Regions from separate parts of the Homo sapiens genome. Here regions 1, 3, 4 and 5 are each linked to region 2. A link is an interaction called in ENCODE POLR2A ChIA-PET data of the cell type or tissue named here. Cell type or tissue: OCI-LY7. All regions are shown on one strand.

Region 1 (4,000 bases), 120 kb before region 2:
ACAGAAAAAGTTACCAGGAAACATAACAGAATCTGTTGAAAATGAAATTGCTAACAGAGAAGGAAGGCTTGAGGAAAATCACAGCCTATGCTGAGAAAAAAGATAACGCACTTAAATCAGAGATCTAAAGATCATACAAAGGTGGGCCTTCAAAAGGGTAATTGGAGAGTCTGCGGAGGCACTCGTCGCTTTTGCTCATATTCCATTGGCCAAGACTTAGTCACATAGATAGACACACCTGGCTGTAAGTAACTCTGGGAAAAAGTCTCCAGCTGAGAGGCCATATGCCTTCTTAAAACTCAGTTTTGGGGAAAGCTTTCTACTACTGAAAGGAAAACCTGGATATTGGGATCAACTAGTATCTGCTTTAAGGGAAGTCATGTTGGTCTCAGACATGACTGAACAGGTTTACAGAGGCCAGGTGAGGTGGCTCATGCCTAAAATCCTAGCACTTTGGGAGGCAGAAGCCTGCGGATCGCTTGAGGCCAGAAGTTTGAGACCAGCTTGGGCAACATAGCGAGACCCTAATGAAAATCATCAGCTGGGTGTGGTAGTGCATGCCTGTAGTCCTAGCTACTTGGAAGACTGATGTGGGAGGATCCCTTGCCCAGGAGCTCGGGGCTGCAGTGAGCTATGATTGTGCCACTGTGCTCTGGGCTGGGTGAAAGAGCAAGACCCTGTCTCTATTTAAAAAAAAAAAAAAAAAATTGTTTACAGAGTTCTGGGGCAAAGGCAATGGGACTGAAGAATTTTACACTCAAATTACTTTGCAAGTATGTCAGGCAGACATCCTCACACTTGCAAGAATTTAGGGAATCTAGCACTGAAGAGGCCTTCTCAGGAAACCCACTTGAGGAAGAAAAAGATTAATCGACAAACATACTTAGAAGGCATAGTGGAAGGTCAATTGGTGAACTCTTAATCCGTTCAAATAGAGAAGCAAAGCTAAGCAGGGGCAGGGATGGGCAGTGAGGACTAAGGAACAGAATGTGAGGAAGTAGAAAGAATATACCAGAAATAGGGGGTTAGGGGAGACGTGAGGAGATGTTAAGTGCTAACTTTAATTAGAAGTGTACCTTTTCCGGCTGGGCACGGTGGCTCATGCCTGTAATCTCAGCACTTTGGGAGGCCAAGGCGGGTGGATCACGAGATCAGGAGATCGAGACCATCCTGGCTAACACAGTGAAACCCTGTCTCTACCAAAAAAAAATACAAAAAAATTAGCCAGGCGTGGTGGTGGGCACCTGCAGTCTCAGCTACTTGGGAGGCTGAGGCAGGAGAATGGTGTGAACCTGGGAGGCGGAGCTTGCAGTGAGCCGAGATCGCGCCACTGCACTCCAGCTTGGGTGACAGAGCAAGACTCCGTCAAAAAAAAAAAAAAAAAAAAGAAGGGTACCTTTTCTGGCCGGGCGCGGTGGCTCATGCCTGTAATCCCAGCACTTTGGGAGGCCAAGCGGGTGGATCACCTGAGGTCAGGAGTTCGAGCCCAGCCTAACCAACATGGTGAAACCCCGTCTCTACGAAAAATACAAAAATTATTTTGTACTGGGCATGGTGGCGGGCGCCTGTAATCTCGGCTGCTCGGTGGGGCTGAGGCAGAAGAGTGGCTTGAACCCAGGAAGCGGAGGTTGCAGTGAGCTGAGGTCGTGCCACTCTAGCCTGGGCGACAGAGTGAGATTCCATTTCAAAAAAAAAAAGTGTTCCTTTTCCTTATAAAATAAAATAATAAAATTAGCTATTTTATTTTACTTTTAAAAAACTTATTATTATTATTTTTTGAGACAGTGTCTCATTCTGTCACCTAGGCTGGAGTGCAGTGGCGCGGTCACTGCTCACTGTAGACTCGATCTCCCGGGTTCAAGTGATCCTCCCGCCGGCCTCCGAAAGTGTTGGGATTACAGGTCTGAGCCACTGCTCCTGACCCAAAACAGCTATTGTGTAAAGCAATCCCCATCTATCCTTTCACGCATGCTTTCTTCCATCTTTCACACTTCTATCCATATACAGATATAGAGACTTGAGGAATGATACTAATTCATTTATTTTTTCCTGGATAGAGGGCTCTTGGGTGATTTTTAGCTCTATATAGTTTTGCATATTGATTGACATTTTATAAATAATGAACTAGTCTTACTTAAATCAGACCACTGAAGCTATTCTGAAAGGCACCATTAAAAACTGGTTCCTGGGGAGTGAAGAGTGGGAACGGAGATACAGATGGATGAACACTGTGGGGGATTTGAGAGTCAGTTATGCAAACACCTCACTCTAGGCAGAACAAAATACGTTATCAATCAGATGGACAGCTGGGGATTGGGGCCCACACGACAATGGAAAAGGTTTCACCCAGGAGACCGATGGAGTTTTGATAGGTGGAGAATGGGAGAAAGGACCTTTCTGGCCTGGGGGCAGCAGGAACACAGGCCTGGGGATGAAGGGGCGTTGGCATGTCTGGGGTTACTGGGAGCAGTTTGTTGGTGGTTCGTGGTTGGAGAAGCAAGGATGAAGGAAAACATGGCTGCTGTTAATACAGTGTGCACAGCACACTAGATACTACACGTAGATATCTCTAGGTTGCCCAACAACCCTATAGCACAGGTACAATTATCTCTACTGTACACATGAGGGAACTGAAGTTAAGGGTGAGAGATCTGTGCTTGCTTCAGCAGCACATACACGAAAAGTGCAATGGTACAGAGAAGGTGAGCATTAAAAAATAGTGATGTTTATCTGCCCAGAGGCGCATGGTGGTGAGACTGATTTGAGCTCCCTGTGCTGCCTGCACAGCCATGCCCATGGTTTTTCTATTGTGCTATGATTTGTGGTGCACAGAGACCGGAATCAGCCACCTTTATGAAACACAAAATGTAAAAATAATTGTATAGGTAAATATTTTATAAGTAAGTCTATTTTATACATTTACGTTTATGTTTAGATTGGTATTTATTATTATTTACATTTACCTATAAAATAAAACATGGTTTAGATGTAAATTTTGTAGGTAAATTTTTAGGTAAATATAAGAGCCTACATGATGGTCCAGACTCCACCATCCAGCAGCCGTGTGGCCCCAGGCTACTTAATCAGAACCCTAATTTCCTTGCCTATAGAAGGGGATAATAATTGTGCCACTGCCTAGCCTGAGATTAGTTTTTATGTTCAAATTAGATCATAGACGTTAAGGATGAGACAGTTTGAAAGAGGCACACAGAAGGGTTTGTTATTGCGGACACACCCCTTGCTCTGCTGAGAGCATACATCTGTTCAAGCACCCACAGGTGTCTGTGAAAATGTTCACAGTCATAGACACAGCCCCTACAGGGTTGACACAAACAACCTGGTCAACAGGCAAGAAACTGCTTCCCTGACTCAGTTAACCAGCTGGAGGCTGTAATGAAAGGCAGCAGAGAGTGAGGGAGGGAGGAGGCAGGGAGTGTGTCTGGCTCTCTCCCTGCCTGGGTGAGAATCCGCTCTTGCCTGCCTTCCTGGTTGCTGGGGAATTTCTGGGCCAGAGTTGCGTCGGGATGGCTGTCAACAGCTTGGTGAGGGTGGAGGAGGCTGTTCCAGACGTGCCAAGCTACAGGAATGAATGTTGGAGCTGCCACGCCGGCAGGCCCTGCCATGTCTGGTAGACGCCAGTGGTCTGAAAGAGGGACCAGGAAGGATAGGGTTGTCAGGGGACTTCGGTGGCCAGCTTTATTCTCCAGAAGTACCGATGAGGACAAAGCAAGGCCCTGACCTCAAAGAAATTGGGCTTCTGACAACACTTATCAAACTGGGCGGGCAGCCAGACCTCTGCTCTGAGCTAGTGTGGCTGGAGGCACCTGACGTTTGCTCCGGGAAGGATCAGGATGGTTGTAGGGTGTGGGCTGGGGCCTGGTATGCTCTTGGGGGTTCAGAAACTCTAGTGTGTGTGTGTGTGTGTGTGTGTGTGTGTGTGTGTGTGTGTCTGTGTGTGTATGTGGTCGTTGGAGAGAGACCCAGGCTATTCCATATCGCT
Region 2 (4,000 bases):
TTCCTGTGTGAGTGACTTCAGCAAGTTGCTTTACTTTACCTTTCTGAGCCTCATTTCCCTTACTTGTAACACAGAAATATGAATAGTTACTATCCAGGGTTTTTTTTTAGGATCAAAGGAGTTACTATGTGTGGAGCATGTCACCCAGAGGCTGGTATGCAGCAAGTGCTTTGTAAATAGTAGCGATGGGCACTACTGAAACCTGAATGTCTGCCTCTGCCTGTTTGCGAATGACTCCACCTTCCCAAATCCCAACAGGGAAGGTGAGTCAGCTTGAGACCACTTGAGAGGCATCTAGCAGAAGGGAGGCAAAACTTCTGTTAAAGGATAATTTTTAGGGAAAAAAAGGTAAGATGATGACTCTCATACAGATATTAAAAATGAATTCATCATGAAGATTTTATTTTACTCGTATGATGGAACCAGGCAGATATTACAACTGGTTCAAAGGAAAAGTCAAAGCAACACAAATTTGGAGTAAAGGAGTTGAACTAGTTTTTCTGTGAGATAAGGCAGGGGGAGGGGAGAAATCAATTGAAACTCTCCTGGGCAGCATCCTGCCCAGTAGGCACATGTATTAGTTGCCTACAATTCACAAAGGGTTGCGAAATAGCTCCCGTGGAATCAGAATCTGACAGGGAGGAAGAGTGTGCTCAGAAAATGCATGGCTTTCTACTGAAGCAGATTTTTTTCCCATTACACTTCTAGATCTCTGTGCACCATTGTGCCAGGGCTGCGAGGAAGGTGGCCCACTTCCCGGGATACACTACCCACCCTCAAGAGAGCCTTTCCTGCTGCTTCTTAGGCAAGTCAGCTCTCTTTTCTCACCTCCTGTAAGCAACACTAAGTATCTGGCTGTTCCTTTCGTACTCGAGTCCTGGCCGCTCCATGACAGCACTTGTGGTGGTACTGAACTGTGATGGACACTTTCTATCATTGCCCTTTCTTACCTTGATATCCTAAAAAGCTGGTGGTCTGTCTTCTCTATCTTTTGTCCTGGTCAGTTATCCTAACTATTTTGTGTCTGTTTCTGTGGATTAGTAAACGGGGTCCCCACCCCCACTCCACAAGGAGAACATCTGGCACCCAGAAGTCACTGAGAGAATAGCTGTTGCTTTGGTAGAATTCTGCCTCTGAGTGGCTTGTTCTTTTCCCAGACGGAGAGGTCTCCTGACAGCAGCTCTCTTCTTTTTCTTTTTTTTTTTTTTTGAGACAGAGTTTTGCTCTTGCGCTCAGGCTGGAGTGCAGTGGTGCACTCTCGGCTCCCTGCTCTGCCTCCTGGGTTCAAGTGATTCCCCTGCCTCGGTCTCCCAAGTAGCTGAGATTACAGGCATGCACCACCATGCCCAGCTAATTTTTTGTATTTTTAGTAGAGACAGGGTTTTGCCATGTTTGCCAGACTAGTCTCAAACTCCTGACCTCAGGTGATCCACCTGCCTCAGCCTCCCAAAGTGCTGGGATTACAGGCATGAGCCACTGCGCCTGGCTTTAGCAGCTCTCTTCTAAAGCCATCTGGACCCACATTTGTTCAGCTCCCCTCCCTTGGCCATGATGAAGGCATGCAAAACAAAAAAGGCACTTTTCTTATTGAGAAGGTGGCTTTTTATAGAGAATGGTGTCATACTGTTAGGTTTCAGGCCAGCAGACCTAGTCAGGCATGTGACACTTCTGTGCCAGGTGTGGCTATGAGAGTCAACAGGAAAAATGATATATGTAAATGGACAGGTCTTTAAATAAATGCAGTTTTGACTATAAGAGTAAGAAGGTTTCTGTGAGACTCAACTCAGTACCTCCTGTACCCTGTGGGCCTGAGAGAGGAGACAATGGGACAAGAAGACCCAGTGGCTTCCTTGGAAGCTTTTGTGCTAGCTGGAGAGAGAAGACCTACTTCCTATATGCCTAGCAACAGTCCACACTGACTGGACTGCAACCAGGACATTTCCAGATTACTCAGTGGGGCTTATCTTGAAATAATAGTTGATGCCATTTGTTAAATATATTATATATACCATCTAAGGGTCTTACATGCCTTCTCTCATTTGATCTTCATGGCAAACCCTGTGAGGTATGACCACCAACCACCATTTTACCTCAGAACTCAGGCTCCCAGAGTTTAAGTTGCTCACAGGAGCCCAGAAAGTAAGCGACAGAGGTGGGATTTGGTTCTAGGTGTTTGCCACCAGCACTTTAAATCACCAAAGCTTTCTGGAAGCTCCAACTTTTCTTCTCAAGATACTGAAAGACAGGTATCTGGATGGGTTGGCAGGGCGGGTGGGAGGTGGGCGAGATTTCCATCAACAACGGGTCTAAAACCAGCGATGGTGAGCTGGGTGATTTTGATGGAACCCCTGCCATACAGTCTATTAATATCATAATTGGAGCTAAAATTTAATCATGATGGCAATCATGAGTTCTGGGGCTTCTTGATTTGGGCCAGCAGACACAGTCTCAGTCACTAGTTCTCCGAATCAGAGAAAGGATGCCTTCAGGCTGTGTCTTCACATGGCTTTTCCTCTGTGCGTGGTGGAAAGAGAGAGCTCTGCGGGTCTCTTCTTGTTGTAAGGACACTGGCCCCATTGGATTAGGGCCCCACCACATGACACATTTAATCCTAATTACCTCCCTCACAGCCCTATTTCCAAACAGGGTATTAGTCACATTAGGGATTAGGGCTTCAACATAGGAATTCTGGGGGCACACAATTCAGTCTATAACAGAGGGAAAACAGATTTGAGAAGAAAAAAGTCCAAAATATGCACAGTGGTAATATCTGAAGATGTGCGTGCGTGCGTGTGTGTGTGTGTGTGTGTGTGTGTGTGTTTCTATTCTTGCATTTTCTAACTGTCCCCAGTGAGTATTTGTTACTTTCTAACTGAGAAGGTTACTTTAAACAGTGTCTTGAGCAGCAGCACTCCATGCCCTGGTGTAGCCTTTTCCTGGCAGATGTTCCCCAGGGCTCTGCTGCTCTGCCAATGACTTATTCTCAGCATGAACTCCTCCCCTGCCCCCTAAGAGGATCTCCAAACCCAGGTCACACTCCCCCTGCAGGTAAGTACAGGCGTTTGAGAACAGCTTTATTCTTCCAGGAACAGCTGGTCCCCTCAGCAGGGCCTTACAAGGTGGTTATGTCTAAATAAGGCACCTGAGGCCAGGAGATGTGACATGGTCCATCTAATACCATGGAGTGAGTTAGACACAGAGCAGGACTGGAACCCATGCTTCCAATTCCCCATCCAGTTTTAAGGCAATCTTCTTTTCTTTCTTTCTTTCTTTTTTTTTTTTTTTTTTTTTTTTTTGGAGACAGAGTCTCTGTCACCCAGGCTGGAGTGCAGTGGTGCGATCTTGGCTCACTGCAACCTCTGCCTCCGGGGTTCAAGCGATTCTCCTGCCTCAGCCTTCTGAGTAGCTGAGATTTCAGGTGCCCGCCACCACGCCTGGCTAATTTTTGTATTTTTAGTAGAGACGAGGTTTTACTATGTTGGCCAGGGTGATCTCGAACTCCTGACCTCAAGTGATCTGCCCACCTCAGCTTCCCAAAGTGCTGGGATTACAGGTGTGAGCCACTGCACCTGGCAAGGCAACCTTTTTTTTTTTTTTTTTTTTTGGTAGAAAATCTTTGAACTTCATATAGATGGTGTTAATGTGGGTGAGTTCAGAGCCATGTGTAAAGTTCCAGGAGGGGAGTGCTTGCTGGCTTCTCCCTTATCCCTCAACCAGATCCCAGCCCCAGCCACTTTCTGTTTCTCTTCTCTGGATAAAACTATCATTCATCTTCACCTGTTTCTATTTTCATGGATTACTGTCTCATTCATCTCAAGTAGCTCAAGTGAATGGCTGTTTTTCCATTGGATACAGGAAGACTGAGGGTGACCTGACCCTCATGGTGTGCTTGCTTATTTGAATGTCTGATGGTTTTATGGGTGTAGTCCTGCTGGAGCAGAAAGAATATCTGTTAGGAGCCTGCCTCTGGGCTCTGGTTCTAACTGTGCCACAAACTCAT
Region 3 (4,000 bases), 54 kb before region 2:
CTTTAAAGGAAGAGGACAAGTTAAATTGTCCTCTTGGGAATTGAGGTTATTTCAGGTTATTCATGGGCTGACATAAAACTGCAGTCTTTGCTTCTCTGAATACTTCTTTTTTTGAGATGGAATTACTGGGTTAAAAGAGAATGGTCATTTTTAATGCTTTGATATATTTAATCAAATTGTCCTTCAGAGAAGACGTTCCATGTTATTTTTCCATGAGTTACTTAAAAGTGACCTTGTCAGCTCTATTGTAATTTTTTAGTCTATTAATTTGGTGGGGGAAAGTGTATGTTATTATTTTAATTGAATTTCTTTTATTTCCAGTGACATTGAATCCCCAGCCTGTCACTGAATTGGTTCCCACCCGTTTAGGGAGGAGGCAGAGACAAGAGTAGAAGAAAAATGATTTATTTATTTTTTGAGATGGAGTTGTCCAGGCTGGAGTGCAGTGGTGGTGTAATGCCCAACCTTGTTTTTACTAACCCTGTTTTTAGACTCTCCCTTTTCCTTTAATCACCTAGCCTTGTTTCCACCTGAATTGACTCTCCCTTAGCTAAGAGAGCCAGACAGACTCCATCTTGGCTCTTTCACTGGCAGCCCCTTCCTCAGGGACTTAACTTGTGCAAGCTGACTCCCAGCACATCCAAGAATGCAGTTAACTGATAAGATACTGTGGCGAGCAATATCTGCAATTCCCAGGAATTAGTCTGATTGATAACGCCCAAAGCCCCGCGTCTATCACCTTGTAATAGTCTTAAAGCCCCTGCACCTGGAACTGTTTACTTTCCTGTAACCATTCATCCTTTTAACTTTTTTACCTATTTTATTTCTGTAAAATTGTTTTAACTAGACCCCCCTCCCCTTTCTAAACCAAAGTATAAAAGAAAATCTAGCCCCTTCTTCGGGGCCGAGAGAACTTTGAGCGTTAGCTGTCTCTTGGCCGCCGGCTAAATAAACAGACTCTTAATTCGTCTCAAAGTGTGGCGTTTTCTCTAACTTGGTCAAGTACAACAGTGTGACCTCTGCTTCCCAGGTTCAAGTGATTCGCTTGCCTCAGCCTCCTGAGTAGCTGGGATTACAGGCATATGCCACCATGCCCGGCAAATTTTTGTATTTTTAGTAGGGATAGGGTTTCACCATGTTGGCCAGGCCGGTCTCGAACTACTGACCTCAAGTGATCCGCCCACTTCGGCCTCCCAAAGTGCTGGGATTACAGGCGTGAGCCACCGTGCCCGGAGAAAAAGGATTTATTTTCTCTTCCTCGTTCTTCACTTTGAAGATGAGAGGCAAACACAGACAGATCCCAGATTCAAATCCTGGCTCTACAACTTACTAGTTACTGATTTTGTACCTTTATTTTTCTGACCCTCAGATTTTTTACTGAAGAAATCAGTGCAATCATGAACTGTGAAGTAATAGACATTTATAGAGAAAATGCCTGGGGTGCAATGGTCATTCTGAAAATGGTAGCTTTTGTTGTCCTTGGGAAGCTGAGGCTCAGGATGTGAAACAACCTCCTGCTCTTTTTCAGAGGCGGCAAGGAGCTCAGAGCTGGGTTCCTTCACACAGGGAAGGCCCCTTGCAGGAACTGCTGCTGGTATCTGCGTCATTAATTCTTTACCTTTTATTCTTCCAGGCTCCTGTAACCATTTATCCTTTTAACTTTTTTACCTATTTTATTTCTGTAAAATTTTATTTCTGTATCTTCCATGCCCTGCTGGGCATGAAGGCAGCTATCACAGGCCAGGAAATTCATGTTAGGGAATTGGGTCATCTTAGGGAACTAATTCAAATTGCTAATGGTATTTATTTGATTCAGTGGAAATGCACCTTGCAGTACTTGATTCGGAGGACTGGGTTGAATTTCGGGAGGGTTTGTTTGACATTGTCTCATCTTACTCTCTGGAGCAGGATTCAGACCTGGAACGCTCTCTTTCCAGGGCAACCTAGCCAAGCTATGGTCTCTGCCTCAATTTATTGCCCTTTCCCCAGGACTCACATCTTCCTCCCCACTCACTGTTTGCCCAGGCTCCGGTCATCTATGTTAGTCGTGCTCTTGCTACACATCTGCCACCTCTTTCAGAAGGTTGAGAGCAGCCAAAACAGAAACGGGAACTGTGGCTCTCAATAAACTGTCTGCTCGCAGACCAAGAGAGAAGCGGGAGTGCTTTGTCTGTATTTACTGCATTTTTTTTCATTTTTTTTTTCTTTTTTTGAGACAGGGTCCTGCTCTGTCTCCCAGGCTGGAGTGCAGTGGCACGATCTCGGCTCACTGCAAGCTCCGCCCCCCAGGTTCAAGTGATTCTCCTGCCTCAGCCTCCTGAGTAGCTGGGATAACAGGCGTGCGCCACCATACCCAGCTCATTTTTATATTTCCAGTACAGACGGGGTTTCAATATTGGTCAGGCTGGTCTTGAACTCCTGACCTTGTGATCCATCCACCTCAGCCTCCCAAAGTGCTGGGATTACAGGCAAGAGCCACCTCGCCCAGCTGCACTTTTTAAGGTTATTTGAACACCAAGCAATTAGTGCTTCTGGGCCCAGGCTAACAGATGAGGCCAGAAAACCCCACCACACTCTCTCAGTCCTGAGCAAGGGTGCTGCTGATCGGGCACAGAGCCATTTCTCCTGAAATCAAGACTGGGTGCCAGGCCGTAGGGCTGCCAGCCTGCCTGTGATTTCTCTCTGGGACCATCTCAGTGATTTCCTGTTTTCTTCCCCTGAGCACATTCAGTGCAAGAGGTCTAAGCATGAGGGTGGGAGGTGCGGTGAGTTTGGCCTGTTTTCCAAATGGAGGGGAAATCCAGGGAAGTCAGCAGGCTTCACTGTGAGTCGTCGGGTCTACCAGCGTTTCCTATGTCAGGCCGTGAGCACCTGCTCTGTGGAAATGAAAGCAAATCTTCTCCACCAGGCAGGGGCTGCAGAGGGCTGGCAGGGGTGAGGTGGAAGGGCTCAGGGAGAATTTAACAATGTTGTGTTTTCATCTTGATGATCACACAAAAATGATTCTGTACCAGTCACGAAGACTTCAATTCATAATGGAGGAGACCTTTAGCGTCTTAAGTGTTTCTTGAACACTGTTTCTTTTTCCTCTTTAAAATGGGAGCTGACTTAATCTGTAAGCCTTATTTCTTATGGCTCTATAGAAGTGATGAAATAACAGCACTGTCTGGAGAGACTTAAAATAACAAACATTTCCTCTGCACAGTTTAAAGCCTTCTCCCATCTATTACTTCCCCTGTGCTTTCCCATAACTCTGTGAAATAGGGACTATTAAGCCCTTTTTTCACATGAGGAAACAGAGACTCAGAGAAGATAAGTGACTTTTCTGAGGACACACAGTGATTTGGTTGGAGAGCTGGAGGACCTCACATCTGTGCCCTGGTTTCAGGCTTTTTCTATTAGTTCAGTCTTCACAGTGACACACCCTTGACCCTGCCTCCCACGAGGGTCCCACGTTCCTATTCTCTTTGCTGTGGAGCAGTGTTTGAAATAGCTAACACTAAAAGTGGCAACTATTGTTTTGTTTTGTTTTTGTTTTTGAGACAGGGTCACCCTCTGTCACCCAGGCTGGAGTGCAGTGATGCAATCTCAGCTCACTGCGACTTCCACCTCCTGGGTTCAAGCTATTCTCGTGCCTCAGCCTCCTGAGTAGCTGGGATTACAGATGTGCGCCACCACGCCTGACTAATTTTTGTATTTTTAGTAGAGACGGGGTTTGACCATGTTGGCCAGGCTGGTCTCTGACTCCCGACCTCAGGTGATCCTCCCACCTTGGCCTCCCAACGTGCTGGGATTACAGGCATGAGCCACCGCACCCGGCCGCAAATACTGGTTTTGTTGAGATGAACATCAAGGTCTCGTGTTTAGCCAAAGATAAATACTGATTCATGACACTCCGGAAAATTTCATCTCATCCTTGAAAATGAAGACTTTTCACACCCAACAGCGGTCAAGCCGGGCCTCAGCCTTCTGACCCTCCTCCCCTGCTTCCTGGCAGGTA
Region 4 (4,000 bases), 69 kb before region 2:
TCCTGATCCCTTTCAGGGCTGGAGTCTAACACAGCTGTGTTAGATTCACTGAGTGAATTTTATATGAGTGTTCAGGGCTGTATAAACAGACCATATATTCTGTATTTCATAGGTGATTCAAAGTGGGGGGACTTTTTGTTTGTTTAACTTTCATTTACTGCACATGAATAGTCATACAAAATAAGATGTTATTTTAACTGACTTCAAATTCAGCTGTTTATTTTTTCATTTTTGCTGTAGATATTTCAGTATGTATATTTAAAAGATAGAGACCCTTTAAAAATAGGCCGGGGCGCAGTGACTCACACCTGTAATCTCAGCACTTTGGGTGGCCAAGGCGGCCAAGGAGTTTGAGACCAGCCTGGCCAACATGATGAAACTCCGTTTCTACTAAAAACACAAAATTTAGCCAGGCATGGTGGGCGCCTGTAATCTCAGCTACTTAGGAAGCTGAGGCAGGGGAATCGCTTGAACCCAGGAGGCGGAGGTTGTAGTGAGCCAAGATCACGCCACTGCACACTCCAGCCTGAGCAGCAGAGTGAGACTCCCTCTCAAAAACAAAAAAAAAAGAGACCCTTTAAAAATAAAAACTACAAGATACTATTATCACATTCAAATAAGTAAGTAAGTAAGTATTCCTTAATACCAGATATGGAGTCAATATTCAATTTTCCTCAATTATTATATATATATGTGTGTATGTGTATATATTAGTGTTTGAGTGTATGTATATAGATATGGGTGTGTATAGTTTTAAAATAGTTTGTGTATTCAAATTAGGATCCAGATAAAATCCAAGTGCAATAGATTGATAAGACCTTTAAGATTGTTAAAATGGGCCAGGCATGGTGGCTCACGCCTGTAATCCCAGCACTTTGGGAGGCCTAGGAAGGCGGATCATGAGGTCAGGAGATTGAGACCATCCTGGCCAACATGGTGAAGCCCCGACTCTACTAAAAATCAAAAATTAGCTGGGTGTGGTGGCATGTACCTGTGGTCCCAGCTACTTGGGAGGCTGAGGCAGGAGAATTGCTTGGACCCGGGAGGTGGAGCTTGCAGTGAGCCAAGATTGCGCCACTGCACTCCAGCCTGGGTGACAGAGTGAGACACCATCTCAAAAAAAAAATAATAATAAAATAAAAAAAAAATAAAGAAATTGTTAAAATGCAGGCTGTGCATGGTGGCGGCTCACTCCTGTAATCCTAGCACTTTGGGAGGCTGAGGTGGGTGGATCACCTGAGGTCAGGAGTTCGAGACCAACCTGGCCAACATGGCGAGACCCCATCTCTACTAAACATACAAAAATTAGCCGGGTATGGTGGCTTATGCCTGTAATCCCAGCTACTGGGGAGGCTGAGGCAGGAGAATAGCTTGAGCCCGGGAGGCAGAGGCTGCAGTGAGCCGAGATTGTGCCACTGTGCTCCAGCTTGGGTGACAGATTGAGACTCTGTCTTGAGAAAAAAAAAAGATTGTTTAATAAATGCTTTTAATCAATAACTTCCCACGGGCGGGGACACTGATTTGAAATATAATCTTTGGGTGAGGTGTGTGGCTGCCCTGTCTCTGTATAGGTAGACACAGGCCCACAGGTGCAGTGGCCATATTATCGGTGCGTGTTTACTCCCATCGCATGTACCATTCCTCTCACAAACACCTGCTTCCTGATCATTTGTCTTTTTAAATAAAAATATGATATTTGAGATTCTTTTATTCTCTTTAAATATTTGAATACAGAGTCTATTTGAAGGACCAGTATATTGAATAGCAGTAATATTTGAAGGACTAGTCAGCTGTAGAAGCCTTGACTTCAGATCTTCACCCAAGAAACTCTGTGTATTTGCTTTTCCTGGGCCACTCAGATAGACAATTGTGTTTTTGATACAGTAAGAGTTTGCAGCTTAGCTTAACTAGAAATAATCCGGATCTTATTTTGGAATTAGGAAGAAACATGTTATGATGTAGAAAAGCCTGCTCTGTTACCTACATGATGGCATAGCTTTGTGCTTTTCATGCTTTGTGGCCTTGGAAGGGGGTAGATAGAGTGTAGGTGGTTAGGAGTTGTTTCCTGGCTAAAAATAGGAACAGCATACTGTGAGACAGGAGCTTCTTCTCTCACAAGCCTCTGTGCAAATAGCGGAGGGTTACGCATTTGCTGCAGGTGGTACTTAAGCTCCAAGAACTTACGGCACACCTGCTTGAGTGGATCATGGGTGAGCTGGAGAACCTGAAGTAGCAAAGGCAAGAAGGCAACGACGTTCCATCTGTGGAAGGACCTACCAACCAGGTATCTCTGGTGACAGGGCTCATCTCATAGGTGGCCCACTGTACATCATACCCTGATGTTTTCTTTGCATGACGTGCTATAGAATTCCAGGCTCATGCACACCTTTCTGCTCTCCTGTTTTGCAAATGTCTGCACTCTAGAGTCCTTCCTGTTGGCCACTACATACGTGTCCCCCGCTTCTTGCCCCTCTCTGCTTGGGTCCCTGCTACACTGGTATCCTGCACTTTCCACCTTGTATTGCCAGTTTGTTTCCAAGGCCATCTCCACTTTGAGCTTGTTCATGACCACCTCACACAGCACACTTGGTCTGTGTGGTGGTTTGAGGGGTTCTGTCTGTACACTGTGCTTTGGCTGTGTTGGAGGCGGGCAGGTGGGAAGGAAGAAATGTATTCTTGGGGAGATTTGTTTTTAGAGACATGAGACATGGAAAATAGTTAAGTAATAATATAATATGGGAGGCATGGACTATCAGAGGAGGCAGGCAGGACTGCCCAACCTCCTCACTGGGCACGTTACGCTACTTCCTCCTGACCTCTATAGTCCTTTGCATTTATCAAGCACTGTCATACGTGTTATCTCATGCAATGACCAGGGTGTCACCCCCTGTTTTGTAAGTGACAAAACTGTCACTCAGAGGGATGAAATGACATGCTAAAGGTCATCTAGTTAGTAATGGTGGAATCAGGGCTGGAGCCCAGTCTTCTAAGCCTAGTTCCTATTCTGCTCTTCATCATCTGTCTCAGGATGGTAAACTGAGGCCTGGAAAGGAGAAGGAACTCACCCAGCCTAAAGATTAAGGGTTTTATGCTGGCCACGGTGGCTCATGCCTCCCAACATTTTGAGAGGCTGAGGTGGGAGGATTGCTTGAGTCCAGGAGTTTGAGCCCAGCCTGGGCAACATAGTAAGACCCTGTCTTTACAAAAAATAAAAAAAAATAGCCAGGTGTGGTAGCACACACCAGTAGTCACGGCTACTCAGGAGGCTGAGGCGAGAGGATCACTTGAGCCTGCGAGATCGAGGCTGCAGTGAGCCGCAACGGAATCATTGCGCTCCAGCCTAGGACAGAGTGAGACTCTGTCTCAAAAAGAAAAAAAAAAAAAGATTTTAGACAGTGCTGACCATATTGAGACAATGCTGACTGGTGAGTGGGGACGGAGAAATAAAGAACTAACATTGTGCAGAACTGTGTTCTCAGCCAGTGCTATCTAATGGAAATAGAAAGCAAGCCACAAGTGTGGGCTGCATACGTAGTTTTCAGATTTGTAATAGACACATTAAAAAAGCAAAAAGAGGCCGGGCATGGTGGCTCGTGCCTATAATTCCAGCACTTTGGGAAGCTGAGGCAGGAGGATCACTTGAGCCCAGGAGTTAGAGACCAGCCTGGGCAACACCCTGTCTCTATTGTTATTTTTATAAAATTTAATTGTTTAAAAAATACGGGAAGTAAAAAGAAACAGATGAAATTAATTTAAACAACATAGAACTACACAGGGGTTAAGGGCACTAGCTCCCTGTGCAGTTGAAAGTCCATGTATATTTTCTGAAAGTAGACTCTGAAAAATAAGAAAAAGAAAGAAAATCCACGTATAACTTTTGACGGTCCCTAAACTTAATACGAATATCCTGTTAACCAGAAGCCTTACTGATAACATAAAAAACTGATGAACACATATTTTATATGTTATGTGTTTTATATACTGTATTCTTGTAATAAAG
Region 5 (4,000 bases), 76 kb before region 2:
GCTTAAAGTCAGCCAGATTCCCCAGCACCCAGCATAGTGTCTTATTCTTAGGAGAATTTGAGAAATATTTATTTATCTAAGGGATGGTTGGTTGGTTGAACGAATTACCTGAGGAAACCTGAAAATGTTTTTTGCTGAAGTGCTGTTGAAGGTCCTCAAGATCTTACGGAGATGGGAGAAACCTAGGGGGAGAGAAATAAAATTTAAATTTTCAAAAGGAATAATTATAAACCAACTGTATCAGGCAGTAACTGAGTTGACCTATGGAAAATGCATAGCACATGGTAGTACTCAACAAGTGATAACTATGATATTTAAGGGAATTATTATTATCATTAAATAAATATGTTTCTGCTGCTGCTTCTTATGCTAGAACTTGAGACACAGAGTTATTGGGGCTCGTATTTAAAAGCACTTTAGTTTTTCTGTATGCATAATATCCCATGGTGTAAGGTAACCTCTTTTCCAGTTGGCAGTCATGCCTAGCTTCTCATACCTCTGCTTTAGTTCCTGTTTGTGGTGTCGGCACAGTAAAATTTATATATGGCCATATAGCCTATATGTTAAAGACCATCCCAAGTATCTCCTCAGTGGTCAGGCATTTTTGTATGATACAGAAGCATACACTTTAATTGACATTGGTTGTGGTGGTAATTAACTTAAAACTCTTCGATTAGACAGTGAACATCTTTGTATCCTCAGTAACAGGATTTCTGTTCTCATAGACGACATGGTAAATGTGGACTGGATGATGGTTCAGTTGGTTTACACGTAGGGCTTCTGGAAGTGTCTCTAACGGGTGCTAATTTGTGTTGGTCATGGGGATAATGCTTCCTCAGCTCTAACCTGTGATTTAGATTAACACATAAAGGGCTTGTTGATCACACTGACGGAAAATTTGAAGCTGAGAGGGGTAGAAGCTATTGTATATGCCAGAATCGAGATTCCCTATAAATTTAACAGCTTACAGGAAGGACTGAGTGAGGAAAGACAGGCTGCACCAATATAAATGTAAAGACCTAGCTGTAGGCTCCAAATACCAATGGTTAAGCCAGGCTGTGTGTGTGTTTTGGGGTGGGGGGGTGGTGGTGGGGGCGGGTGGTGGTGGGGTTAAGGATTAGGACTTGTAAGAAAAGTTAGTGAGGTTATCAGTTGCTCACACTCTGTAATCCCAGCACTTTGGGAGGCTGAGGTGGGGGGAATCACTTGAGGTCAGAAGTTCGAGACCAGCCTGGGCAACATAGTGAAATCCCATCTCTACAAAAATTACAAAAATTAGCTGGAGGTGGTGGTGTGTGCCTGTATTCCCAGCTACTAGGGAGGCTAAGGTGGAAGGATGGCTTGAGTCCGAGAGGTGGAGGTTGCAGTGAGCTGAGATCACACCACTGCACTTCAGCCTGGGCGACAGAGCCAGAGCCAGACCCTGTGTCAAAACAAAAAACCAAACCAAACCAAACCAAACAAAACAAAAAAAGGCTAGTGCACCTGATTTCAACTAAGTGAGAATCATTAACATGAAGCTACTAAAAACTAACCAGAAACTTTCAGTATTTGCATCGTAGAGGTGTAGTCATTCCTCTTGTTTTACAGTAATTGGGTCACACCTGGAACTGAGCTTATTGTCATTCTTTTAAGAGTGAGGGGGGCAAATGGAAATAGGCCCAGAGGACAATAAACAGAAAAGTTAGGAGATTCAGAAACCATATTATCTAAAGAATGATTCAAAGACTGAGACTATTTAGCTTGAAAAAGAGAAGGTTTAGAAGAGTGCCATAGTCTTAAAAGGTTGTTTTTTGGAAAAAAGAACAGACGTTTGTTAGAACCAGGAAATGGATACTTAGGGGAATGGGGAAGAGTTCAGTCCAACGTATAAAAACATTTCTTAATTAATATTTTGCTCTCTGCAGACAGGCTGTCTTGAAAGAAGGGTTGTCATTATTACAGATGTGGAAGTAGATGCTGGCTGGCCACTTTTTGTTGCTACTGAGTGGGGGATTTTTATTCATCAGATAGAGGATTGGGCTGATGTCCACTAAGATCTTTTCTAGCTGTGATGGTGTGTTGCTAGACCTCACAGAGCATGAAGCCCTATGCACCATGTTCGAGGGAACCTGGATAACATTGTTGGCAGGCTAGTGGGAGCTGGCAGAAAGCTTGAGCTTTGGATGCAAAGCTAATGATTAAAAGCTTTGTGTATTTGACTTGCTGTCAGCATAGAGAACATATCAATTTGAGTTTATGTAAGATAATTAGTATTCCAAGGTGCCCACCAGGTAGCATTTACTATTTGAAAAATAGCAGAATAACTGAGGGCATTTGATTTTGCATGTCTTCTCCCAAGGGATCTCAGGGACCCTGTGGACCTCCTGGATGTCCTTCCAGCACTGCTCCAGCAAGGTCCCGGTCAACACTCTTACTTCACAGGAACCCTTCCTTATCCACCCTTATCTGTAGGGGCAGTCTTTCCTCTGGGTGCTGTAGCCACAAGCTTTGGAGTTAGATGAGTTGGTTTGAATCCTAGCTCTGTACCAGCTCCATGACCTTGGGCAAGTGGCTTAGTTCTTGACTGCGTCTTGCTCTGTCGCCCTGGCTGGAGTGCAGTGGTGCGATCTTAGCTCACTGCAACCTGTGCTTCCCAGGTTCAAGCGATTCTCCTGCCTTGGCCTCCCCAGTGGCTGGGATTACAGGCACATTCCACCATGCCTGGCTAATTTTTGTATTTTCAGTAGAGACAGGGTTTCACCATATTGGCCAGGCTGGTCTCGAACTCCTGACCTCAAGTGATCTGCCCGCCTTGGCCTCCCAAATTGCTGGGATTACAGGTGTGAGCCACCAAGCTTGGCCTAAAGCTTCTCATCTCTATCTATTGAATGCAGGTGACTCATTTCCACCTGCCAGATTCTTAATGATCATTAGAGCGAGAGAAACTGCCCAGCAGCACAGCACTAGCATGTGTTCATGTTCAGTCCATGGTGTTAATATTTGTGATGATAGGCATAGACTATTGATAGACTTGATGACTATATTCAGTCATCTGTGGGTAGCTACTTGGTGTGAAGAATTCCTTGGCTGGGGCTGAGGAGAGTTCTCTACCTCACCTCAACCCCAGCCGCCTTCTCCCATCCCTCCCTCTTAGACCAATCCCTTCCTACAGGATGTTCTTTTTTTTTTTTTTTTTGATTTCCTCTAAAAAATTTCAATAAAGAAAATAAAGCAGGAGGTAGAAAGCAGGAGAATCGCTTGAACCCGGGAGGCAGAGGTTGCAGTGAGCCGAGATCGTACCATTGCGCTCCGGCCTGGTCAACAAGAGCAAAACTTCATCTCAAAAAAGAAAAAAAAAAAGGATATAAACCAGCTTCTGGCATTACCCAGGAGCAGCTGACCTAGATGCTTGTTCCAGTAAGTTCTCCTCACTCCCTCTCATGCTTGTCCGCCTCCCCACCTCCTCCACCCCTGCTTCCAGGCTGTCTGCAGACCGCTGGGCCGGGTTTCACAGTATTGGCGTGAATCAGCTTGCCAGGCTTCTACCCTTTGTGCTTGGTGGTAGCTAACTGACTTTTTTCTTTTTCTCATGTGGTCAGGATTTTTCCACTGAAGCATTTCTTTTATGATGTGGGAGAGACAGATAGCACCTGGCTAGTTGCCTTCTTTTGGACTTGCTGTGATTTGACTTTTCAGCCAGGCCAGGTATTTATTTTCCCTTGGGTGGAGTGTGGTTCTCCCAGAGATGCCTCATTCATGATTCATTTGTTCAGGGCATACAAAAGGCATTTCTTAGGACCTAACCTGGGCCTAGCGGTGTGGTAGGTGCCTGGGCTTCAGAGAAGGCTAGGATGGTTGCTAATTCTCTGAAAGGTCATGCCCTAATAGAGGAAACGGACATAGAAACTGTGAGGGGCGCTGTCTTGGGGTCTGTACAGGGTGCTGTGGGAGCACAGGGAAGGGTTCCTAACTCACACTGGGGATCAGGGAGGCTTTGGCTCCTGATACTAAATGACCT

Evidence for each region. ChIA-PET counts read pairs that join two places held together with the same protein. Peaks named below come from ENCODE experiments on the same cell type or tissue, not always from the same donor. Only the 100,000 strongest peaks of a DNase experiment are listed, where the experiment ranks them.
Region 1: POLR2A ChIA-PET joins it to region 2 with 12 read pairs; 9 of 35 experiments call an interaction of 5 or more read pairs at or near these places.
Region 3: POLR2A ChIA-PET joins it to region 2 with 17 read pairs; 13 of 35 experiments call an interaction of 5 or more read pairs at or near these places.
Region 4: POLR2A ChIA-PET joins it to region 2 with 50 read pairs; 6 of 35 experiments call an interaction of 5 or more read pairs at or near these places.
Region 5: POLR2A ChIA-PET joins it to region 2 with 18 read pairs; 4 of 35 experiments call an interaction of 5 or more read pairs at or near these places.

Annotation. Positions count from the first base shown.
Region 1 is chr3:186,944,622-186,948,621 of GRCh38, forward strand. The region is part of intron 1 of ST6GAL1 (ST6 beta-galactoside alpha-2,6-sialyltransferase 1); the gene reads left to right. Among named protein-coding and RNA genes, the nearest start is that of ST6GAL1, 16 kb to the left of the region's middle. In OCI-LY7, no CTCF peak of the experiment used is centred here; DNase peaks (open chromatin) are centred at 2,230, 2,620 and 3,300; H3K4me3 peaks cover 1,700 bases; H3K27ac peaks cover 3,814 bases.
Region 2 is chr3:187,063,812-187,067,811 of GRCh38, forward strand. The region is part of intron 5 of ST6GAL1 (ST6 beta-galactoside alpha-2,6-sialyltransferase 1); the gene reads left to right. Among named protein-coding and RNA genes, the nearest start is that of RPL39L, 74 kb to the right of the region's middle. RefSeq lists an enhancer at 1,823-2,002 and a silencer at 2,950-2,999. In OCI-LY7, a CTCF peak has its summit at 3,048; DNase peaks (open chromatin) are centred at 10, 1,140, 1,640, 3,040 and 2 weaker places; H3K4me3 peaks cover 3,128 bases; H3K27ac peaks cover 4,000 bases.
Region 3 is chr3:187,010,064-187,014,063 of GRCh38, forward strand. The region is part of intron 2 of ST6GAL1 (ST6 beta-galactoside alpha-2,6-sialyltransferase 1); the gene reads left to right. Among named protein-coding and RNA genes, the nearest start is that of ST6GAL1, 82 kb to the left of the region's middle. RefSeq lists an enhancer at 2,679-2,798. In OCI-LY7, no CTCF peak of the experiment used is centred here; DNase peaks (open chromatin) are centred at 2,088, 2,888 and 3,478; H3K4me3 peaks cover 2,671 bases; H3K27ac peaks cover 3,821 bases.
Region 4 is chr3:186,994,390-186,998,389 of GRCh38, forward strand. The region is part of intron 2 of ST6GAL1 (ST6 beta-galactoside alpha-2,6-sialyltransferase 1); the gene reads left to right. LOC124906314 (a long non-coding RNA gene) reads right to left here and starts at 563. Exons shown (of 3, transcript XR_007096208.1): 1 at 1-563. RefSeq lists silencers at 1,932-2,226, 2,858-2,937 and enhancers at 2,048-2,527, 3,288-3,397, 3,981-4,000. In OCI-LY7, no CTCF peak of the experiment used is centred here; DNase peaks (open chromatin) are centred at 2,132, 2,876 and 3,282; H3K4me3 peaks cover 3,292 bases; H3K27ac peaks cover 4,000 bases.
Region 5 is chr3:186,987,490-186,991,489 of GRCh38, forward strand. All of the region lies in intron 2 of ST6GAL1 (ST6 beta-galactoside alpha-2,6-sialyltransferase 1), which reads left to right. LOC124906314 (a long non-coding RNA gene) reads right to left here. Exons shown (of 3, transcript XR_007096208.1): 2 at 109-182. Among named protein-coding and RNA genes, the nearest start is that of ST6GAL1, 59 kb to the left of the region's middle. RefSeq lists a silencer at 3,352-3,646. In OCI-LY7, a CTCF peak has its summit at 3,868; a DNase peak (open chromatin) is centred at 1,520; H3K4me3 peaks cover 1,750 bases; H3K27ac peaks cover 4,000 bases.